3 separate regions of the Homo sapiens genome follow, and all the other regions are linked to region 3. The links are chromatin loops, found by intact Hi-C in ENCODE. Cell type or tissue: gastrocnemius medialis. All regions are shown on one strand.

Evidence for each region. A loop is a pair of places that touch in the nucleus more often than their neighbours do. Peaks named below come from ENCODE experiments on the same cell type or tissue, not always from the same donor. Only the 100,000 strongest peaks of a DNase experiment are listed, where the experiment ranks them.
Region 1: a loop joins it to region 3, with 3 times the contacts of the local background. A loop is called at or near these places in 3 of 110 quality-filtered maps.
Region 2: it touches region 3 in a loop (2.3-fold over the local background); 3 of 110 quality-filtered maps call a loop at or near these places.

Annotation. Positions count from the first base shown.
Region 1 is chr17:66,949,227-66,957,226 of GRCh38, forward strand. No RefSeq gene overlaps it. Among named protein-coding and RNA genes, the nearest start is that of CACNG4, 11 kb to the right of the region's middle. In gastrocnemius medialis, no CTCF peak of the experiment used is centred here; a DNase peak (open chromatin) is centred at 3,056; H3K27ac peaks cover 1,484 bases.
Region 2 is chr17:67,094,485-67,102,484 of GRCh38, forward strand. All of the region lies in intron 31 of HELZ (helicase with zinc finger), which reads right to left. Among named protein-coding and RNA genes, the nearest start is that of CACNG1, 54 kb to the left of the region's middle. In gastrocnemius medialis, no CTCF peak of the experiment used is centred here; a DNase peak (open chromatin) is centred at 3,757; H3K27ac peaks cover 4,249 bases.
Region 3 is chr17:67,040,998-67,048,997 of GRCh38, forward strand. CACNG1 (calcium voltage-gated channel auxiliary subunit gamma 1) reads left to right here and starts at 3,557. Exons shown (of 4, transcript NM_000727.4): 1 at 3,557-3,892. The coding sequence starts at 3,664. In gastrocnemius medialis, a CTCF peak has its summit at 4,248; DNase peaks (open chromatin) are centred at 2,454, 3,514, 4,144, 5,584 and 2 weaker places; H3K4me3 peaks cover 2,584 bases; H3K27ac peaks cover 6,980 bases.

The DNA of each region.
Region 1 (8,000 bases), 92 kb before region 3:
CACACACTGGAAATCATCTGTTCAGAGAAAACCCGCCGAGGCTGGGCTGCCTCCTCACCGTGACCACCGCACTTCACGAAAAATCTATCCAGGCCGTGGTGTCTGCACACGACCCACCCTGGCCCAGACCCAGGGTCCTGTGTCTGCCCTTCTCCCCCATAAGTGGGTTGCCTTTCTTCACGAACCCCAAACATGCAATGGAGAATCACCCCTGCGAGTTCACTCCCCACTCTGGTACCTTCAGTGAACTCTCCTGGCACAAGTGGGTGGATGCCACTCTAGAAAACCATATATAGGTAAAAATCTGAATTTGCAAGGAGGGTCTGTTAGAAGTCGATTACTCATTACAGAAGGATACACCACGCGGTCTCTCTAAAGTGCAGGCTTCCAGGAGCACTTCAACACAGGAGCTGGTGTACGACTTTGAGAGTGACAAGAGGCATTGTCTGGCAGGCGTCACATACTCCACCACCCACAGGAGCCAGCCAGGAAGACAACGGAAATGATGAATCAAGCCCAGTAAGAGAGTCCATTGCCAGATCGAGGCAAGCATGCACAACGTCATTTTATGCTGGTAACGTGACACGGTTCACAATATTGTCCCATAATTCTATTTGGACAGCTCCTTCTCTTAAGCCTAGATCAGAGTTAGCTAGCATCCCCCTCCTCCCCTCCTCTTTCTGTGTTTTTATTCTGGGGGAGAACTAGAGCTGGTTGCTACAGCAACCAATTTATTTCTGCAAGTGCATTTTAACTTCCCTCAGATGTTCTATTTGATGGGAACTTTTCCCTTCTTGGGGTCTGACTTTTGCAGCATGCTTTCACTAAGCCTGCAAACCCTTCCTTTTCTGCTGCCTTAGGGTTAATACACACATTTACTTAACACAGGGGGGAAAAAAAAACACAAAACACCCAACTTTAAAAACAAGGCATTTGGAAGAGAGAGAAAAACAAAGTAATTACATTTCCAACTCTGCTGTCATATCAAACTTGTAGGATCTCGGGAGCTGCGGCGTTTACCATACAAGTGTTGGTTCTTCTTTACTCCTCTCCTCACCATATAGCTCAGAAAATATATTCATTTACTTTTTCACTCAACGAATAATTTATTGAGCATTTCTGTATGCCAGGCCCTATGCGTTAGGTGGTGGAGTTTCAGAATTGAACAAAACAGACCTGGGTCCCTCCTGGAGTTTGCCAGGTATGAGAAAGACAGGCTGACATGCAAAGACACACTGACATGCAAATCCTGATGTTGATTATGGGGGTGAGAGCTATGAAGAGAGGAGCACGCCATCCAGACTACTGGTCTGGAACAGCCTCTCTGAGAAGGTGATGTTTCAGCTGAGATTGAACTTGAGACTGAACTTGAACTTGAAACCAAGAATTGAGACCTGAGAGAAAGAAGAACTCTCTCTGAGCTGGAAAGGAGCTTGGTAGATTGGAGGGAGGGACAGTGGCCAGTGTGGCAGCCTCTCAGGGAAAAGGGAACCTGAGCTCAAGGTGCAGTTGCAGGTAAGGACCAGATCACATAGGACAGGCCAGGTGTGGGCATTCATATTGACCCTCAGTGCACGGGAAGACTCTCTGACATGGTTTTCAGCAGACAAGTGAAGTAATTGACATTTGCACAGATCCTCTGGCTGCCAAGGAGAGAACGCATTGAGGGAATGTAGGTGGCAATTGTGAAGGAGAAGGACAGTGTCGCTGGAGGAGGGTTTTCCAGGCATCCAGAGGAGAGAAGCAGGTGGCCTGGCCAGGAGGCGGCAGCAAGACAGGGAACAGTGGACAGGGTAGAAATGCATCTTGGACATAACACTGGCAGGATCTGGTGATGAGTTGCCTGTGGTCTGTGGCCTGAGCCACAGGCCAATGGTGGTGCTGTACTGAGATGGAGAAGCTGGAGAAGGAGTAGGTTTGGAAGGAGGAAATAGACTCCATGGCACCTGCCTCCTGCTCAGAAGCCTTGTCATGCAATTCCTCTTTATGCAATTCCCCTTTTGAGTCTGTCTCCCTCTCTGAATGGGAGGTTCCATGAAGGCTGGGGTCACACCTACACAGTTCACTGCTGTATTTTTTTTTTTTTTTTTTTTGAAACAGGGCCTTGCTCCATCACCCAGGCTGGAGTGCAGTGGTGCAATCTCAGCTTACTGCAGCCTGGAACTCCTGGGCTCAAGCCATCCTTTCACCTCGGCCACCCAAAGTGCTGGGACTACAGGCATGAGCCACAGTGCCCAGCCCACAGCTCCATTCTGAGTAGTGCTCACAGTGCCTGGCACCGGAAGGCCCTCGGATAGCCACTGTATTCATTTCCTAGGGTTGCAGTAACTAATTACCGGATGGCTTAAAAAAAAAAAAAGAAACATATTTTCTCACAGTTCTGGAAGTCAGAAGGCTGAAATCCAGGTGCAGATAGGGTTGGTTCCTTGAGGAAGCTCTAGGAAAAACCTGTTCCGCGACTCTCCCTCAGTTTGGGGGCTGTTGGTAGTCTGCGGTGCTCCTGGGCTTGCTGGCACCTTGCTCCAATCTCTGCTTTCTCCTCTGTGTGTCTTTTCCCCTTCTCTCCTAAGGACACTTGTCATTGGACCTAGGGCCTACCCTAATTGAGGATGATCTCATCTCAAGATCTTTAACTTGGTTACAGCTGCAAAAACGCTTTTTCCAAATAAGGCCACATTTGCAGGCTCTGGGCATTAGGACTCAGGCATACTTTTTGGGTGGTCACAATTCAACCCACTTCATCCACCAACTGAGAAAATGAATGAGTGAGTACCCGGCGATTTCTGGTTGATTGGAGAACCAAGTGTAACTCAAACGCTGGGTCAGAGAACAAAGCCCTGGCTTTTCAACCAGCCTTCTGTGGTAGCTGTTTGTATTCACCGCCAGTTTCTCTAAGTTGGTCATTTAGGGATGCGTCCATAACACAGCATGTCAGGTAGGTGACTCACAGTGAATAAACTGAAGAGAAGCTGAGTCATAGTTAAAAGCGGACTTAACATTCCAAAGGTGAACAGCAATCCAGCCTCGAGGCTGAAGCCATTCTTATGCCTCTGCCAGCCAAGGCAGAGACAGATAAATAAATACCATCACTGAGCCAGGCGGCACAGCGCGACCTCCAGGCCCGCACCCCTCTCAGGCATCCTGCCTGGCCGGTCTACCTCCTTCCAGAAGCAATGAATATTTCCAGCATGGAGCAGGAGGCAGGTCAACAAATGCTGCTCTAAACATCTTGGTCAAGCTTGCTATGACCTCCCATCCTGCCATACACACCTTAGGTCACAGGCAGCCTCCTCTCCACACTGCCACCCTGCAATGAGGGCCACCCCCTCTGGAAACTACAGGGGGTCAAAAAGTGGGAGGTTTGTCTGTGTGCCCCACAATCCAGGCAGAGAGGTCCAGGGCAGAGGGGACCTTTGAGGGGTACATGGCACCCTTCGAAGGCCTCAGAACACGTCTGCCTTTACAAGCTGACCACAGCCACCAACACTTAGTCTTAGGAACCCGACTTCTCTCTACCTATGAAGGTTTTCTGCAAGGTTTTGTCTCCTAGAGACCCTGCCCCATCCCAGGCCCTGCCCGGCTGACCATCCCCCCCTCCAGTATGAAGAGTCTGCCTGTCCTGATCCAAGACAGGCAAGGACCAGACCCTGGAGGAAGGCAAGTGACATTGCAGGGGGACAAGCAGAAAAGTGTCTGAGGAGCCCAAAGGCCAGGCTCTCCTGGGACTGAGAGCAGCAGCTCCGGCTCCAGGAACACACAGGGATGCACATGGCAGGAACTGGGGCTGTCACGAGCAAGGCCAAGTGCTCTCCCTGGGTGCTGAGTTTCTTTGATCACCAGACCTGAGAAGGGCCCTTTTCCACAGGGGCCTTGGGACTCCTGACTGCTGCCTCAGCATGAAAGTGTCCTGTCTCCCCAGCTGAGCCCCTCTCTGGGAGGCAGGTCCCCATCCCCTGGGCCTTCCTGCTGGGGTGTGCTGCTCTCCCCACATTGTGTGGGCACCAGCACTATCCACTTAGCACCTCAACCCCCCGGGGCCTCTTCACTCGTCTCCCAGGGGCTCCCCTAAAAGCTACTTGCTCCTGAGCTCCAATTGTAATCAAGTCCCAAAGCAGCTGGGTTTAAAGACACAATTATGCATTATGGATAAAGGGCAGGTCACCCTCCCCCGCCAGCCAGCTGGGCATCTGTGCTTGCCCCACGGCTCCCATCAGAGGCTCCAGCAGGCCTGTCCCTCCCCTGGGCACACAGAGCAAGCCAAGGCGCCCCTTGGTGCCCGCAGTCCCAGGAGCCGAGCACGGGGCTCCTGGCTGCAGCCGCAGAAAGGCCCTCTTGCTGGGATCCCACTACAAATTGATGAACGCTAATGACCTGCTTCCTCCATCTGGTACCACAATCATGAAGATGCTCCCAAACGCTGGGAGTTGGGGGGTATTCTTTTTTTCTTTTCCTTTTTGCCTTTTTTTCAAATATTTATGAAGAGATTTTCCATTTATCCTGACACGTCTTCTCCACCGTGGGTGTCAGCTAGGAGGGCTCAGACAACAAACTCCAGAAGGTATTTTCCCCAAAGCAGCATCTGGCTCCGTTGGCAAGTACAGCGGGTGGTTTGCTGGGAATTGGCCGAGGAAGAGGGAGGAGGAGCCACAGGCTGGCAGCCTCCGGTCCTGGCTCTGTGATGCTCCCAGGGATGGGGCTGGAGCATCCCAAGAGAGCAGCCAGGATACAGGACCTCACAGGCACCCCCACCAGCCTCTCTCTCACTCTCACCCTTCAAGTCTTCTGGTCTGATGCCAAAGCTCCCCAGCTCCCCAGGTAAACCACCTGGGTGGTGACCAGTTCTCCACGGCAGCCTCTAAGAGTCTTCTTCAGCGACAATTCCCAGTGGGACAAGTTGGTAAAGGAGAGGGTGCTGGCTTGGCCCCTGCATCTCAAGCTCTCCCCTCCCAGGAAGCCTTCTAAAGGCAGAGCCAGAGGCCTCCCTCATTCTCCCTGATGGGCATTTCCCACCTTTGGGGACAGTGTGACCCACACCGGGGACAGAGAGAGTTGGCTGGGCAGCAGGGCTAGAGGTAGCAATAAGAACCTTATGGAATCTCCCAGGTCACACCAGCTTAACTGCTGTCTTCTGTACTCACTGTGGCAGAGCCAGCCAAATGGATCCAGGAACCCCCAGCCCCACATTCCTTGATAGTTACCAGAGTCTGAGCCAGGCTGTATCTGCCAAAGATGAATTCTGGTGAAAATCAAACACTTTCCAGGAGATCTTGGGTCCAAAGGCATCATGGCTTTGTGCCCTTGATCTTGCCTGGGCTGCCCATCAGCAACCACTGGGGAGCTTCAAAAAATATCAATGCCCAGCCCCACTCCAGCATGGTCAGAATACCTGAGAGTGGGGCATATATTTCTAAAATCTCCCAAGTCATTGCCAAGGGCATCCGGGGTTGAAAACTATTGAGCTATGGGAAGACTATGTCCCCTGGACACAGGCAGTCCTAGACTGGAGTCCTTGCTCTTTCACTTACTTGCTGTGACCTGGAATCAGTTACTTGCCTTCCCAAAGCCTCAGTTGCACCATCTCTAAAATGGGGATAACAACATTTTTCTTGTCCTAGGGTGCCCAGCACATGTAACTGTTTAACAAAGTCAAGCTGCTATTAATCATCTTCCATCACGAACCCATCTTCCAGGACAAGAGACTGCTGGTGTTGAGTATGCAGAGCAGCCCAGCAAGGCAGCCGGCCAGGCAGCTGCTTCCAGCCATGCACAGAACTGGGACCTTGGAACTGTTACCTCCCTTACCTGCAGAACAGCCTCAAGGTCTCACCTCTGGGTACCAAGGCTGCAAGAGGGCAATTCAGTCCTTACCTCTGGGTACCAAGGCTGCAAGAGGGCAATTGAGTCATGGGCCATACCACTCCCCAGGTGATGACACTCCCAACAGATACAGCACCAGTCAAAGAATATCTCTCTGAGGCCGGGTGCGGTGGCTCACACCTGTAATCCCAGCACTTTGGGAGGCTAAGGTGGGCAGATCACCTGAGGTCAGGAATTCGAGACCAGCCTGGCCAACACGGTGAAACCCTGTCTCTACTAAAAATTCAAAAATTAACCGGGCATGGTGGTGCATGCCTGTAATCCCAGCTACCTGGGATGCAGAGGCAGGAGAATCACTTGAACCTGGGAGGCGGAGGTTTAAGTAAGCTGAGATTGCGCCACTGCACTCCAGCCTGGGTGACAGAGTTAGACTCCGTCTCAAAAAAAAAAAAGAATATCTCTCCTTGAATTTTATTTTGTTTCATTTTATTTTAATTTATTTTATTTTTGAGATGGAGTCTCGCTCTGTCGCCCAGGCTGGAGTGCAGTGATGCAATCTCAGCTCACTGCAAGCTCCGCCTCCCGGGTTCACGCCATTCTCCTGCCTCAGCCTCCCAAGTAGCTGGAGCTACAGGCGCCTGCCACCACGCCCGGCTAATTTTTTGTATTTTTAGTAGAGACGGGGTTTCACTGTGTTACCCAGGATGGTCTCGATCTCCTGACCTTGTGATCCGCCCTCCTCGGCCTCCCGAAGTGCTGGGATTACAGGCGTGAGCCACCGCGCCCTTCCTCTCCTTGAATTTTTAAAGGATCTAGAGCATTTAAAGTATCTCCTCTAGGAAGCCAATGTGTCTCCCATCCTGTTTATCTGGAAATGGTCTGCTATCAGATTCAGCTGAGAGTAGAGCCAGATGCGAGTGTTTGAAAACTCACTCTGCTTGGCACCGCCCTGGGTGGGCCAGGGTGGCATGGGGAAGCCCTGAGGCCCACCACAGTCATGCAGGGAGCAAGTGCTTCTGGGCAGACACCCCAGTGATCCTGCAGACCACTTGAAGAGGCCCCCAAGGCCCCAGAAGCATTGCTCACTCATGAGTAAATTCGATTTCTTATTTTGTGTTATGTACATCTCCTGGTGACATCTGCTGATGCCAGACCATCTTGCCTGGGTCAGCAGGGCACCAATGTCTTCTTCAAATCTCATGGCAGCTCTACCAAAGCAGGTGCCACTCTGCCAATGGATTGCTGGGATGAGTGGGCCTGGAAGAGTTGAGTTGCTTGCCATAGCCCTTTTTGTATACCACACTTTGCCGCCACTTCCTGGACAAGAAAAGAATTTGAAGAGAGTTTTGGCAACTGACAGCAACGATTTCTTTTCTTTTTTTTTTTTTTGAGATGGAGTTTCACTCTTGTTGCCCATGCTGGAGTGCAATGGTGCGATCTCCGCTCACTGCAACCTCTACCTCCCAGGTTCAAGCGACTCTCCTGCCTCAGCCACCCAAGTAGCTGAGACTACAGGTGCCTGCCACCACGCTGGGCTATTTTTTTTGTATTTTTTTTTTTTTTTTTGAGACGGAGTCTCGCTCTGTCGCCCAGGCCGGACTGCGGACTGCAGTGGCGCAATCTCGGCTCACTGCAAGCTCCGCTTCCCGGGTTCACGCCATTCTCCTGCCTCAGCCTCCCGAGTAGCTGGGACTACAGGCGCCTGCCACCGCGCCCGGCTAATTTTTTCTAATTTTTTGTATTTTTAGTAGACAGGGTTTCAGCGTGTTGGAATTATTTTATAATAATTCGAGGCTGGTCTCGAACTCCTGACCTCAGGTGATCCACCCGCCTCGGCCTCCCAAAGTGTTGGGATTACAGGCGTGAGCCACCGTGCCCAACCAGCAAAAATTTCAATAATGTCTTCATCCCCAAGAAGACCCACATAGGTTCCAAGGAGACAATATGAACCAATAGGGAGGGCTCTGCTAAAAGGGGAAAAAAAACAACAACAGTATTTCTGGATTAGATAAATTAATGGGTCTGTATTACGAAGGGTGCTGGAGTCCAGTGACATCAGTGGTTGTTGGCAGTTGAGGATAAGCAGTAGCTTCAACTTAGTTGTCAGGGAGTATTAACGAGCAACATAATAAAAGTTATTGTTTATTTAGTAAGTATTTAAATCAAAATTATAAGCACAGGTT
Region 2 (8,000 bases), 53 kb after region 3:
GGTTTGGTTCCAAACTACTGCAATACAGCTAATACTGCAATAATGTGAGTCACGTAAATTTTTTGGTTTTCCAGTGCATATAAAAATTATATTTATACTATACTATAATCTATTAAGTGTGCAATAGCATTGTATGTTTAAAAAAACACAATGTATAAAGGCAAGCATGGTGTCACATGCCTGTAGGCCCAGCTACTTGGGAGGCTGAAGAGGGAGGATCATTTGAGCCCATGAGTTTGAGGCTTAAGTGAGTTATGATCACACCCATGAATAGCCACTGCATTCCAGCCTGTGCAACATAGTGAGACACTCTTTAAGACATTTTTTAAAATGTATATGGCTTAATTTTAAAATAATGTATTGCTTGTGATTCTCTGGCTAAAAAACTTAATCACAAAAAATACATACTGTATTGCTAAAAAATGCTCACTGACCAGGGTGGTGGTTGCTGAAGGCTGAGGTGGCTGTGGCAATTTCTTAAAATAAGACAATAATAAAGTTTGCCGCATCAGTTGACTCTTCTTTTCACAAAAGATTTCCTTATAGCACACAAAGTTGTTTGATGGTATTTTACTCACAGAACTTCTTTCAAAATGGGAGTCAATCTTCTTAAGCCCTTCCAGTATTTTATCAACTAAATTTATGGAATATTCTAAATCCTTTGAACTCCTTTGTTGTCATTTCAACAATGTTCACAGCATCTTCCCAGGAGTAGATTCCATCACAAAAAAACACTTTCTTTGTTCACCCATAACAAGAAATTTCTCACTGGGCTCAGTGGTTCACGCCTGTAATCCCAAAACTTTGGGAGGCCAAGGTGGGAGGATCACTTGAGGCCAGGAGTTCAAGTCCAGCCTGGGTAACATAGTGAGATACAAACAAACAAACACCAAAAACAAAACAAAACAAAAAAATTAGCCAGGCATGGTGGTATGTGCCTGTAGCCCCAGATACTGAGGAGGCTGAGGTGGGAGGATTGCCAGGGTCCAGGAGGTCAAGGCTGCAGTGAGTCATGATTGCACCACTGCACTCCAACCTGGGTGACGAAGCAAGACCCTTCTCTTCAAAACAAAAGGGAAGAAATTCCTCATCTACCCAAGTTCAATCATAAGATTACAGCAAGTTAGTCATATCAGGCTCCACTTCTAATTCTAGTTCTCTTGCTATTTCCACCACATCTGCAAGTTACTTCCTCCACTGACTTCTTGAACCCCTCAAAGGCATCCATGGTGATGGAATCAACTTCTTCCAAACTCCCGTTCATATTGATATTTTGACCTCTTCCCAACAATCACAACAAGAAAGCGTTTTTTAGCAATACAGTATATATTTTTTGTTCTTAAATTTTTTAGCCAGAGAATCATTAATGGCATCTAGAATGGTGAATCCTTTCCAGAAGGTTTTTAATTTACTTTGTCCAGATCCATCAGAGGAATCACTGTCTGTGGCAGCTATAGCCTTACAAAATGTATTTCTTAAATAAGACTTGAAAGTCAGAATGACTCATTGATCCATGGGCTGCAGAATGGATGTGTTAGCAGGCATGAAAACAACATTCATGTCCTTGCACAGCTCCATCAGAGTTCTTGGATGACCAACTGCATTGTCAATGAGCAGTAATATTTTGAAAGGAATCTTTTTAAAAAATCCCACCCCCCCTCCCCCGCCCACCAGCAAAGCAGTAGGTCTCAATAGTGGGTTTAAAACATGGGTTAAACCATGCTGTAAATGGATATGCTGTCATCCAGGCTTTATTGTTCCATTTATAGAGCACAGGCAGCATGGATTCAGCATCATTCTTCAAAGCCTTAGGATTTTTGGAATGGTAAACAAGCACTGGTTTCAACTTAAAGTTCACCAGCTGCATTAGTTCCTAACAAGACAGTCAGCCTGTTCCTCGAAGCTTTGAAGCCAGGTATTGACTTCTTCCTCTCTACCTGAGAAAGTCCTAGACAGCATCTTCTTCCAATAAGAGGCTGTTTTGTCTACACAGAAAATCTGTAGTTTGGTGTAGCCATCTTCATCAATGATCTTAGCTAGATCTTCTGGGTAACTTGCTGCAGCTTCTATATTAGCACTTGCTGTTTCACCTTGCACTTTTATGTTATGGGGATGGCTTCTTTCCTTAAACCTCATGAACCAACCTCTGCTAGCTTCCAACTTTTCTTCTCCAGCTTCTTCATCTATCTCCAGCCTTCACAGAATTGAAGAGAGTGAGGGTCTTGCTCTGGATTACGCTTTGGCTTAAGGGAATGTTGTGGCTGGTTTGATCTTCTAACCAGATCACTCAAACTTTCTCCACATCACTCAAACTTTCTCCACATCAGCCATAAGGCTGTTTCATTACATTCTTATCATCTGTATATTCACTGAAGTAGCACTTTTAATTTCCTTCAAGAACTTTTCCTTTGCATTCCCAGCTTGGCTAACTGTTATAAGAGGCCTAGTTTTTGGCCAGTCTTAGCTTTTGACATGCCATTTTCACTAAGCTTAACCATTTCTAGTTTTTGATTTAAAGTGAGAGGCATGCAACTTGTCCTTTTACTTAAATAGAGGCCATGGTAGCATTGTTAACTGGCCTGATTTCAATACTGTTGTGTCTCAGGGAATAGGGAGACCCAAGGAGACTAAGTGATGGGGGAACAGCAAGTCAATGGAGCAGTCAGAATACACATAACACTGATTGCTCAAAAACAATCACAATAGCAACATCAAAGATTATTGATCACAACAGATAAAGAAATAATGAAAAAGTTTAAAATACTGTGAGAATTGTCAAAATGTGATACAGAGGCACAAAGTGAGCACGTGCTGTCAGAAAAATGGCGCTTATAGACTTGCTCAACATGGGGTTACCATAAACCTTCAATTTGTAAAAACTATAATATCTGTGAAATGCAATAAAGCAAAGTACAATAAAACAAGGCATGCCCATATACTGAAATAAATGTGACTTTGCAACACAGTGCATCAAAATCAATTTGGGTCTAAATTTTAAAAAATGCCATTTGAAGCATCTCAGAGGCAAGGGCACTTATAATTTACAAATAGTATTTTCCTACCAAGCAATATTATTTTCCTATACATCCATATACAAGGTCATAGAAGGGATACCAGAACGAATACAATATTACATCTCAGAGAAAAACGTCAGGTTCACTGCTGTGACATTTGGAGCTACCTTGAATCTATCTGACTCTTGTTTACTGTTCTTGAATATGAAACAGTGAATTAACAATTATAGAGCACAACAGCTCTTACAATGAGCAAATGTTGGGGTGGATAGGAAATAAAATAGTTTGCAGTAAAAGTTTACTCTTTGACCCACAACTATTTGAATTTTCTCTGAAGATTCATAATTATTAAAACTAAATAAATTTTCCAGCTTTTGGAAAAAATGTAATGCTGGAGAATGTGTTTTATTCTTAAAGAATGTGGAGAAATTAAGTACATTTCTGATATTTGAGATCTCTAAATTAATCATTTGAGCAGTCAAACATTTAGCAGCTACAACTGGATACAATTCAAGAAATCAAGAATTCTAAAATGAACTAGCTCCCTTTCTCCCCACCACCCAGAAAAAATAAAAGGCAAATTTTACACAACTGAAGATTGAATTCTTCACAAGAACATAATTTTGCTTTTCCCCCACATCTAGTTCTGTGTAATTGCAATCATTTCTCATTTTCTAAGAATAAACCTTACTCATGGAATAGAGATCTGAAGAGCAGTGTGATGCTTCAGAAACAGCATGGGACTGTCAGGAGTCTCCACTCCCTTGAGTTAATAACTGCTTAAGTTACAAGTCCTTTAATATCTTTGTGCCTCGGTTTCCTTTTAAAAGGGGGGAGTTAAATGATCTTTAAGGCCTGACTAGTTCCAAAGTTACAAGATTTAAAGTCTTTGATAAATCAAAGTCTTTTTCAATAAGAATATATTTTAACTTTTAATTAAAAATGTCCAAACAAAGCCAGGCGTGGTGGCTCACGCCTGTAATCCCAGCCCTTTGGGAAGCCAAGGTGGGCGGATCACCTCAGGTCAGGAGTTTGAGACCAGCCTGGCCAACGTGGTGAAATCCCGTCTCTACTAAAAAAAAAAAAAAAAGAAAAATTAGCTGGGCATGGTGGTGGGTGCCTGTAATCCCAGCTACTTGGGAGGCTGACACAGGAGAATTGCTTGAACCTGGCAGGCGGAGGTTGCAGTGAGCCGAGACTGCACCACTGCACTCCGGCCTGGGTGACAGAGCGAGACTCCATCTCAAAAAGTAAAAATAAAAATGTCCAAACAACATCTATCATCTTTAACAACCATCAACAATTTGATAGACTCGCTAAAATATTCCAAGTGTGATGACAAATCCAAGCCTATTTATGTGATTTAAATCCAGAAAACTATAGGACATGCTAACTGACTGCAATGAAATGGATTCTGGGCAACAAGTTTAAAATGTCCTTTTTTCCTCTGCCAGAGGGTACTTCCTATACAGTAAAGGCCCCCAAACCAAAATTTTAGAAAAACATCTGTAGCCTACAAAAGAAAAATATTTCTGACAGAGAAATCCCTTTACATCTCTATCAACACTGTAGCTTTGTGGGCCCCTAGGCTGTTTAAACATACTTTCCTTCCTTTCTGTTCTCATTTCTTATTTATTCTTGTTTCTATTCTTATCTTTTATTTTCTTTTCTTATTTCTTGACTTTGTTTCCTATTGCTTTCGCCCAGTTCTGTTTCGGGAAGTGAGTATTCCTTCTACATACATCTTCAGCCAATCAGATTGTTCCTTTATTTTCGGATGGCAACCCTACCAATGACTGATGCTCAGGTTTAATTTTAGAGTCCTCAGGTCTTAAATAATTTCATTAATGTTGTTTAAAGGCTCATTTACCCTGCCAGAGAGATTCTTAAAGAGATTCTGTGAAGTTCAGTATCAACTCCATATATGATTGTGTGTTTATAAATATGCTTCATGTTTTACTGTGAGATTATGGTACTACACATATAATCACGATTTTCAAATTCTGCTAATATTTCTTTCCAAATATTAAAATGTAATGCTAACATTTCAAAAGCCATTTAATACAGGAAATCTAAGAAAGAAGGAAAAAACTAAACTACAAAACTCATGTATAAATTTTTACTGTTAAAGATAGTTTTAGTTTGAGTAAAAACTCCTAATTTGCTTACCACTGTCTTATAAGATATACCTCTAATATATGACGTTATCAAGCCATTTCACCTGTGTGTATATAAATAGATAACTGGGGAAAGGTCAGCAACTTAATTAATAAGGGCTCTATTTATAATTATGCCATCAAAGCTAATCACCAAGTAAGAGCTAAATACACTAGTTGAAATTCTAAGTCTCATTAACGATGGTGCCAGAAATTTTAATTAAAATAGAACATCTCATTTAAATGATTAGCTTTGATAATTTAAGCATGAATAGAGGTCTAATTTATTAATTTGCTGATCACTGTTACATGCATTAGATGGTTTATTAGATATCATACATTAATGATCTCTTTGAGAAGCTATGTCAGAGAAGACAGCAATATTTCTACCTCGTTATACAACACAAGTCATAAGCTATCACCATCTATTCCTAAAGTGAGAATAGGCAATAATCAACCAAGATTATAATCTTCAAGATACATCTGTACAATACTTTCCTCTAAAAAAGAGAAATTGGGGGAGTCACGATGATTAGACAACAGTATGTTGAAATTAAAATTATCAACTAATTTAAAACAAGAGTTGTTTGAAAGAAAAAATGAAAATAGATGGCTCAAAGTGTCTCTGTTGAAAAACCAACACACAGAACAAGAAATAGTTCAAAGCAGACACATCACTGAAACATGTATGTCATCTCTAAGATGATGTAAGTAAATGTCGATTTACTGAAAGCTGATCAAAGTAAGTGACTTACTAGCATTCCATTTTTATCAGAAAGCCATTACAATATCACAACACAAAAATGAGCCATTTCACAAGCCAACTCCGAGACTTTTACAAAGATGCCTTCAAAAAGGATTTTCTATTTATTCCTTATGAGCACTTTTAATCAAACTACTCCATAGTGAAGCACATCTTAAATGGCAAAAGCTTTCCTTTGCACCAGTATCAACATTGCTACATAATCGTTTTGAGAATTTGTCCCTGAAGATAAAATGACTGAAAAGTATAATGGAAAAAAAAGGTCCCATTAATAACAAAAACAAAACAAAACACATCACTCTAAGAATATTGGAAATACTCAAGATTTAAATGAAGATGCTACAGATTTTTGAAGAGGAACATTCAAAAAATAAGAGAGAGAGAGAAAGAAAGAAGAGAGAGGCCAGGCATGGTGGCTCACACCTGTAATCCCAGCACTTTGGGAGGCTGAGGCAGGCGGATCACGAGGTCAGGAGATTGAGACCATCCTGGCTAACATGGTGAACCCCCGTCTCTACTAAAAATATTAAAAATATTAAAAAATTAGCTGGGCGCAGTGGTGGGTACCTGTAGTCCCAGCTACTCGGGAGGCTGAGGCAGGAGAATGGCATGAACCCGGGAGGCGGAGCTTGCAGTGAGCCCAGATAGCGCCACTGCACTGCAGCCTGGGTGACAGAGCGAGACTCCGTCTCAGAAAAAAAAAAAAAAAAGGAAAAATAGAAGAAGAGAGAAAAAGGGAGGGAGGAAAGAAGGAAATAAATTAAATGAGAAGTATTTGTAAAGATAAAATTTCCCTCAATTTAAGCTACAAGTTTAATGTATTTCAAATAAAAAGCCAAGAAGGGTGTGTAGAGGTGGGACAGAGGAGGAGGAAAGAGTTCATAAAGTTATTTTAAATTTTTTTTTAGTAGTAAAACCACAGAATGACCCTCCTCCCCCATCCACTCCATGCCCCACATATAGAAACTGGAAGGGAAAAAGTAATAAGGGAGACTTTAAACTACTGGGTTAGAATGCCACAAAATCTCAAAACTTAAAACAGTATAATTCTAGCACAGAAACTTATAGATGAAGAAAAACACAAAGTCCAGAAATAGATCACAATATGTAATGAAGAAATACATCTTACTCAGAGGTTAGAGTATTAAATTATCATGCAAAGTGAAAAATCCCACACAGATAAAAATTACCTTTGAAAAATCCTTAATCATGCCAAAATTACTAAAAACTGAACTTTTGGAAGCTCAGAGGTCAAGAATTAACTTCTGTTGTTTCTCTCTGCATTTCATTTTGCACTACCCCCACCCCTCGGAGCAAGTATGATACAGTGCTATTGCAAAGAATTTGGAAAGTGACATCTCTTTAGTGAGAATGTAATAATTCCAAAAAGACAGGAAGACAACTGGCTAAACGTCTAGAGAAAATGTAAACACTAATCCCAAGCTTACACTGGCATTTAAAATCAAATTGGAGCAATTTATCAATCTATTGGCAATTGGGGATGGTCTACTGCCTGGCTCAGGAGAAGATGGCACTTTGCCCTTTGTTGTCCTCCTCATCCCATCACACCTGTAAGGACCGGAAGTGGGAAAGGATGCAGGCAGTACTGCCAGACCACAATGTCCAGCCTTAGCCAAGCAGCCAAGGGCCATGGCTTTTGCTGCGTTTGAGGTGGGGAAGGAAAATCCATGGAGTTAAGCCTAATTATCTACATGAGAATAGTCTAAAAATTGAAAGTAGCAAAAAATGTTACAGAATGGGACCAAGATCCCATTCAGTGGTGATATAGGTGGGCATAGCAATTGGGGGAAGGGCAGAGAGAAATTGTTTCAAGTTTTCCCAACAAATAATCTCCCTCCATTAATGGATCATACATTCACATCTATAAATGCTAGGAAAGGCTAAATGTTATAGTAGGTATCTTTGTCTAGTTAAATTATAAATAATTTCTCTAACTTCTACATTTTCTGTGCTGGCCATGTATTTCATTTGTCACAAGAAAATCAAAATTACTATAAAAAGAAAAAACAAGTGAAACATAATGTAACCAACCATTTCCATTTAAAT
Region 3 (8,000 bases):
CCAGGCATCCAGGGCGATTGATTTCTTACCATTACGTCCTTCGCTGAATCAAGTACTCAGTACTCTATTAAATGCATGACGGCCACTCTCTGGTCTCCTCTTATGAGAACACTGCTACAGTTGGGCTCTGTGTCCCCATCCAAATCTCACCTTGAATTGTAATAATTCTGTGTCATGGGAAGGACCCAGTAGGAGGTAATTGAATCATGAGGGTGAGTCTTTCCTCTGCTATTCTCACGATAGTGAATAAATCTCACAAGATCTGATGGTTTTATAAAGGGCAGTTCCCTGCACGTGCTCTCTTGCCTAACGCCATGTAAGACGTGCCTTTGCTCCTTCTTCACCTTCCGCCATGATTGTGAGGCCTCCCCAGCCATGTGGAACTGTGAGTCCATTCAACCTCTTTCCTTTATAAATTACCAGTCTTGGGCATGTCTTTATTAGCAGTGTGAGAACAGACTAATACAGACACTGCTCCCATCACAAGGGCCCCACTTCCATGAGCTCATTTCATTATCTCCCAAAGATCCCACCTCTACACACCATCACACTGGGGGTTAGGCTTCAACATATGAACTTGGGGGAAACATGATTCAGCCCATAGCGCCTACTATGGCTAAGCTGGTCCAACGCACTCCCTCCAGCCCTTCCACCTGCTCCGCAGCCAGGCCCGTTGCCTTCATTTTACAAGAGGCAGCTTAGAAAGGCTAATGACTTACTGGAACGTGCACAGCTGGAGCCAAGCAGTGCAGGGATTTGCTCGGGGCTGGCCAGCTCCATCACCCTCTAGCTTGGTCCCCCTCTCGCATGCTGCCTCCCTGAGATGCTCCTCTCCCTGTTGCCCTGGAAAGGGTGAGATCTTGGGGGAGGACATGGATGTTGCCCTGCCCAACTTTCAGCAAATGCCTGTGGCTACTGAAGTCCCTTCCTGGCCCTTCCAGGCCCCTGGGGAACCAGGCAGGCAGCGCGGCAGCACCTCTGTGAGCAGAAAAGGTGTATTTGAGGGAGCTTTCAGTAAACAGGGAAGAGAAAGTGGACCTGCCCGCAGTAGCTGCAGCTGCGGGTCTCCTGGTGCGACTTACACAAAGATGACTTCAAAAGGCAGAGGCCATCAATCTTTAATGCTTTCACTGCACTGGGGCGGAGGACTCTGGACCCCTGCATGGGGCACAAACCTGCCCCCCATGGAGGGAAAGAGCAGCAGAAGTTCCTGGTTGCTGTCCTCACCAAGGCCTGGCATCTTTGAAGGGCCTGCAATGTCATCATGGCTGGCGCTGGGTGCACCCTCTGGGCTGGGCCCTTTCAGGGTGCTTTCCAAGGCCGTCAGAGGCTCTTGGCACCGAAGAGCTTAGGGCATCCACCCCCACCACACCAGGAAATTCAAAAGACACTTTCATTTTTCCAATGACACTGTATTTACTTGTAATGCTAAAATTAAATAGCTTCTTTCTAGATTTTCTGTCTTAAAACACTGGAACCCTCTTCTGGCTCCCCAGCTACTGCTTTGCTGGGTGCCTGGCACTCAGTAGGTCTAATCAAGCTGTACAGCACCTCCTGAGATCCCCAGGTGCCAGGATCCTGAAGCTGGGCCCCCACAAACAACAAGAGAGGGCTCAGAGGCTGCAGCCATGTCCCAGCTTCTGGGAATTCCCCATGGAGATGGTCTACCCACCTGGTGACAGGCAGTTTCTCCACGAGCTGAAGCAGGGGCGGTGGCATATGTCAACAGTCAGTCAGTGATCAGTCAGTTGTGATGGATTAGCACCCACAGGGAACACAGAGGTGGGGGGACAGGGAGGAAGGGAAGCAGAGATGAGAACAGTGGGGAGATAAGCTCTCAGGAGATTGTAATATGTATGAGAGACTGATTTTAAAAATATGGAAGTTTGGATGGAACTGCAATAAGCACAAGCCAGTGGCTGGAGATGCGAGGGTTCAGCTCAGCCCTGGGGCTGTTCACCAGGTAGTCCTGGCTCCTCACATCTCCTCTCTGGGCTGCAGATTCCTAATCTGTCACAATAGATCATGAAGTTTCTTCCCAGTTCCAACCATTCGTTATGACTTTGGGCTCTGGGTCCTGAAACCTGGATTCCTCATTTTCTCGCTGTGTGACCTTGGACAAGTGACTTCATGTCTCTGAGCTTCCATGTCCTTGTCTGTGAAATGGCAGTAACCGTTGTAGTCCCCTTGTGGATTGGTGTGAAGAGTAACTGTGACAATGGATGAAGGCTTAGCAGGGTACCTGGTAGATAGTAAGCACTCACTGAAGATGAGCCACTGTTCTGATTATCATCATCATGAACTTTCTGTGATTCTAAGGCTGGAGGCCGAAACATTTCTGTCCACATGGGCAGAGTCTCTGTAAATCGTGTCAATCTGAGGCCAGGATTTTGAAGCTCAAGGCCCCACCCAGCTCAGGAGGCTATTCCTGGTCATGCGTCAGCCTCTCGGCTACACCCAAAAAGGGCCACCCTGTGAGCCGAGAAGGAAGAGATGACACAACCCAGGAGAGATGTAGAGGCTGGAGCCTCGGAGACCAGCCTGGGGGCCAGGCGGGTGCACAGGACCGTCGGAGGGTGGTCGATCCCGGGCTTTCTGTGTTCTCTGCACGCCCATGAGCTCCTAATGATCCCCTATAAATCAACCTATTCATTCTTTTTTACTCACACACTTATTTTTCAAATTCAAACATAACTGGAAAGTCGTTATCACCTGCTGTTAATAGAAGGCAAAACCAAACAGTGCCCTGAAAAACAGAATGACCAAGTCCAGCAGGATTCCTCGTCCTCTTCGGGCCGTTCTCGCTTTGTTTCAAAGGACACTTTACAGGCAATAATGACACTGACCTCGAACAGAGCTTTGCTCTGGACCCAGTTTTGGGGATGGAAAGAGAATTGAAAAGGAAGTAATGTTCTCGTGGAGGGATCAGAGTTGGGTAAGGCCAGACCTGGGAACCACCTAAAACCTTCCTATGGTTTGGGGGATGCCGTGGGGTTTGTGGCTAAAACGCTTGCCTAAGAGGTGGACTCCACAGGCCCTGGACTGGGTTCCCGGGATGTCATTAGACAGAATCCTAGCCCCTCAGATCCCAGGATGAGAACCTACTCACTGCCCTGCCGGTAACAGGCTTACCCCGTGGGAGCCCGGGACAGCCGTGCAGCCCGCAGCTCCTGGTCTCCTCCCCTGGCCTGGGCTGCCCTTTCCCATCAGCCCAGAGCAGGCAGATCCCCACCCCCGGGGCCCTGCTGCCCACCTCTCGCCCTCTCCCAACTCAGGCACCCTGAGCTGCTACTCACAGAGGCCTCAATCTACCATCCAGAGCCTTCTCTCCTTGCCACCCTGCCCCGCCGCACTGGGGTATTTCTGGCTCCCAGAGGGGCAGAAAACCCTGAAACCCGAGCAGAAGCTGTCCTCGGTGCCACGCCTGGAGATGGGCATTAATAGCAGCCTCCCTCAGGCCCCTGACGCGTCTGGGCAGCTGCTCAGCACGTCCCGCGTCCCTCGGCCCCAAGGCCAGCCCACTCTGGCTCAGCCAGGCACACTAAACTTAGTGGCCACTCCCAGCTCGACAACCACTGCCACCCCCCAAGCTCGGCTTGTCACCTGCCCTAGGAGACGCAGCCGCCGGACCCTGCCCAGGGCACCCACGCCTCGGCGACCACCATGTCCCAGACCAAAATGCTGAAGGTCCGCGTGACCCTCTTCTGCATCCTGGCAGGCATCGTGCTGGCCATGACAGCCGTGGTAACCGACCACTGGGCTGTGCTGAGCCCCCACATGGAGCACCACAACACTACCTGCGAGGCGGCCCACTTCGGCCTCTGGCGGATTTGTACCAAGCGCATCCCCATGGACGACAGCAAGACCTGCGGGCCCATCACCCTGCCCGGGGGTAACGTACCCACCCTCCGTCCCGATCCCCACCTCCTGCTCTTCCCCGTCATCCCCCTGGCAAAGTTGCCCTTGCGAAGGAAGGCAGGTTTCTCTGCCTAGAAATAGGGCAGCCGCCCAGCCTTTTCTGCCCAGGGAAGAAGATATGAATTGCATGTGTGGTGCTGGTGGCTGGGGCTGGGTTGTAAGACGAGGGCGTTTGTCCCAGCTATTTCTGTCTGGCTGGACCTTGGGGCTTTTTGCCCAGAGCAGAGAGCTGGGCAGGCTCAAGAAAGGAACTGCAGCTCTACCAGCCCAGGGACTTCTGGGCCCCACCTGCTCACTCTCTCCCTGCAAAGAAAAGCTAGGTGGCTCTGTGTCCTCAGGCTAGGGGGACCCATGGGGCTGGCAGGTTTGTTCCTGGCCTCAAGGCAGGAGAGGAGAGAGCATAGGCGATGGAATTTGCAGGGTCCTGTGCAGAATGAAAATGCAGGGTTCCTTGCTCCAAATTACCAAGGATTTCAAGGCAGTGACAGCAGCACATGAAACCACACATGGGCCCTTGTGGGCTCTGGGCCTGGAGCAGCTGCACAGGTTGAATGTCTGTGAAGCAGGACATGGCTGTAGGCTGTAGGTGAGCCACCTGCCCCCACCTTCTTTTTTTTTTTTTTTTTTTTTTTGAGACAACTTTGTCGCTCAGGCTGGAGTGCAGTGGCATGATCTTGGCTCCCTGCAACTTCTGCCTCCTGGACTCAAGCGATTCTCCTGCCTCAGCTTCCCCAGTAGCTGGGATTACAGGCATGCACCACCACACCCATCTAATTTTTGTACTTTCAGTAGAGACGGGGTTTCACCATGTTGGTCAGGCTGGTCTCGAACTCCTGACCTCAGGTGATCCACCTGCCTTGGCCTCCCAGAGTGCTGGGATTACAGACGTGAGCCACCATGCCCGACCTCCACCTGTCCTTTTGTCAGGACTTCAGTCCTCTATGCATCCTGTCTTAGCTCAGACCCTGTCAGAGTTACAAAGCATTTCCTCACCCTGTAATTTAAGCGTATTCCTCGATTTCCTACCGTGTGACCGAACCACACGTTGAAGGTAAGGTCCTTTTCAGGAGTACCTGGTAGTCGCGTGACTAGCCTCTATTCTGCAAATGCAGAGGCTTCTGGATTCTTAGCAAATACAGCACTTTAGAGGAAAGAGTGCTCATGGAGACCAGGCAGCCAGGGATCTAATCGCCATTGCCCACTACCCTCAAATGACCATCCAGGGAGGACAAAGCTCATCTCAGCCTCTGCTTCTTCCTCTATAAAATATGGGACTGACTCTCAGCAACGTGAGATCCCTTCCTCGGCTTACAGACGCCCATCCACAGTGGCAGTGGAGCAGAGTGATGTCAGTGTGATGTCCCACCTGGTTTTCAGGATTATTTCCTCTTTTATCAGACTAGGTGTTCCTTGAAACCTGTCCTTCAAGGACACTAGGGCTAAGTCCCCAAAGATCTTGCAGTCTGCTTGTGAGGCAAAGAGCACAGACCCCATCCTCCCTTGTCTCTGCTCCCTCTTCCTTCCCTCCTGCTTGCTCCAGAGATCCCCTCCCTTGTTCAGCCCCACTGGAGGCCCAGAAGACTCATAAGTGCCCAGCTGTTGTAGAAACACCAAGTCCCAGGGCTGAGAGTGACAGGTGTGGCCATGTGCTTGCAGGGTATCGCATAGCCCGGATGCCCATGCCCCTTGGCCACTGCTGAGCACACCCATAAACAGGAACAGCCTCCAGCCAACTCCCCTGGGCAGGGCAGGGCAGGGCAGGGCAGGGCAAGGCAGCTTCTTCAGGGACCACACATGGGGACGTGCTGTTACAGTCCTGTTCACCCGTCCTTGGAACCATCTGCCTTTTAAAGTCAGAGCAGAAGACTGGGCAGTGAGCAGAATCCACACAAGGAAGAGACAGGCTGGTGAGAGGTGACTGGACCAATTGCAGGGGGCCAACAGGCATTGCTTGGCCTTGAGCCTGACAGGATCTACCTCTTTGCCTTCTTAGCCTAACCAGCTATGAACCACACCTCCCACACTTGTGACACTGAGCACTACCTTTCCCCCAGTAATCTTCCAAAATATGTTCCTGCCTTTTTCCCTCTCTTTTCTCTGCAAATGGACATCTTTCTCCTTCCCCATCTGCCCTTCTTGTGCTCCCTGGGACCACTCTTCTCTGGAGGGAGGAAGTGGGTTCATATGTGGCCCGTCATCTATTATTAACAACAATAATAATAATGGCACATACATGTAGCCCTGTGTGCCAAATATTGTTGTAAACGCTTTACATATATTAACTTTGAAAGACATCAGGAAAAAAAATGATAGAAAAAGAACCTCCAAAAATAATCTTCTCCATAATAGTAATGAGAAGGCTGGCAGAAATGGTCAGAATCAACATTTTCAGAACTCTGGAAATTAACCAAAGTCTTGCAGCAATCCAGCAAGAAAAATGGGTGAATCTCAGGAGGACCAGTGAGTTCTGTGGTGTTTTAACTTGCCTTATTCCTGTTTCCCTTTCCCAGCTCTGTGGTAACCTTGCAAACCAACATTCCGTAATCACAGTGAAAATCAGCATCCCAGTAGCCTCTGGAGGGGAGAGAATGGGGTTGGATCAAAGGCCCATTCCCAGAGAGTTGTCATTATTTGACCTGTCTGGTGATTCCCTGAAAACCCCCACTTGAGAAGCTGTTTCTGTTTGACCTGACTCTGAGCTCATCCAGTGCAAATAGTCTTTCTCCCTGGGGATGTTTGTTGAAAATAATTAGAGATGATTGATTAACATCATGGCTGTCTGAGGCAGTAGATAACAGTTAGGGAAAACAACAGGCTAACCAAAAAACTGGAGACTGAAATGTCCATAAGTTGCTTTGAAAAGCTCCAACATATTCCTGGGAATCTAGGAGGCCACATGCATGCACAATGCTATATGCATGCTCAGGAAAGACCTGAGAAGGCCCTAAGCACTCTCTGCCTTATCTTGAGACTCTGTTCAAGCAGGAAGTGAAGGCTAAGGCAGAGATGTGGGTGGCTTAGCTGAGCATGAAAGTCATATGCACAGAGCCCCTCAGTAAAGACTGGGAGAGGCATTGTTGCCAAGCGTTTTAGGAAATTTATAATTGGTCACTAAGCTAATTGAACAGGGATCTCAGTGATCACACATGACAAAAAACACATACTTTACCATCTTAGTTCAAAAAAGTCACTAAACAAACAACGGGAACAAATCTTCAAGAAGGGGGAACAACTGATTTCCAGAGTTGCCACATTATATTGTTTAAAAAATACTGGCTGGGTGTGGTGGCTCACTCCTGTATTCCCAGCACTTTTGGAGGCCAAGTGAGAGGACTGCTTGAGGCCAGGGGTTTGAGATCAACCTGGGCAATATAGCAAGACCCTGTCCCTACCAAAAAAAAAAAAAAAAACAAAAAAAAAACCCCACAAAATATCCAGGAGTGGTGGCATGTGCCTGTAATTCTAGCTACTCCCAAGGCTTAGGTGAGGGAATTGTTTGATCCCAGGAGTTAGAGACTACAGTGAACTATGATCATGCCACTGCACTCCAGCCTGGGTGACAGAGCAAGACTCTGTCTCTAAATAAATAAATACATACATAAATAATACAAGACACACAAAGAACTAAAATGATAAGGGGCATACATGGGGCAGGGAGAAGTCAATAGATCTGTAAGGAAGCCAGATATTGGACTTACTAGACAAAAACTTTAAATCAGCTATAGTAAATATATCCAAAGAAAAAACAATCAAAACAATTAAAGATGAAAATGATGCCTCATGAAATAGAAACTATCAATTAAGACACAGAAATTATTTTTAAGGACAAAATAGAAATTCTGGAGTTGAAAAGTACAATAACTAAAATGAGAAATTCACTAGAGGGGCTCAATGGCATATCTGAGCAGGCAAAAGAATCAGTGACCTTTAAGATAAGTCAGTTGAGATTAGCCAGTCTGAGGAACAGACAGATAAAAAGAATAAAGAAAAATGACGAGAGCCTCGGAGACTTATGGGACACCATCAAGTTTATGTAAAGGGAGTCCCAGAAGGAGAGGGAAAGAGAGAAAGGAGCAAAAAAG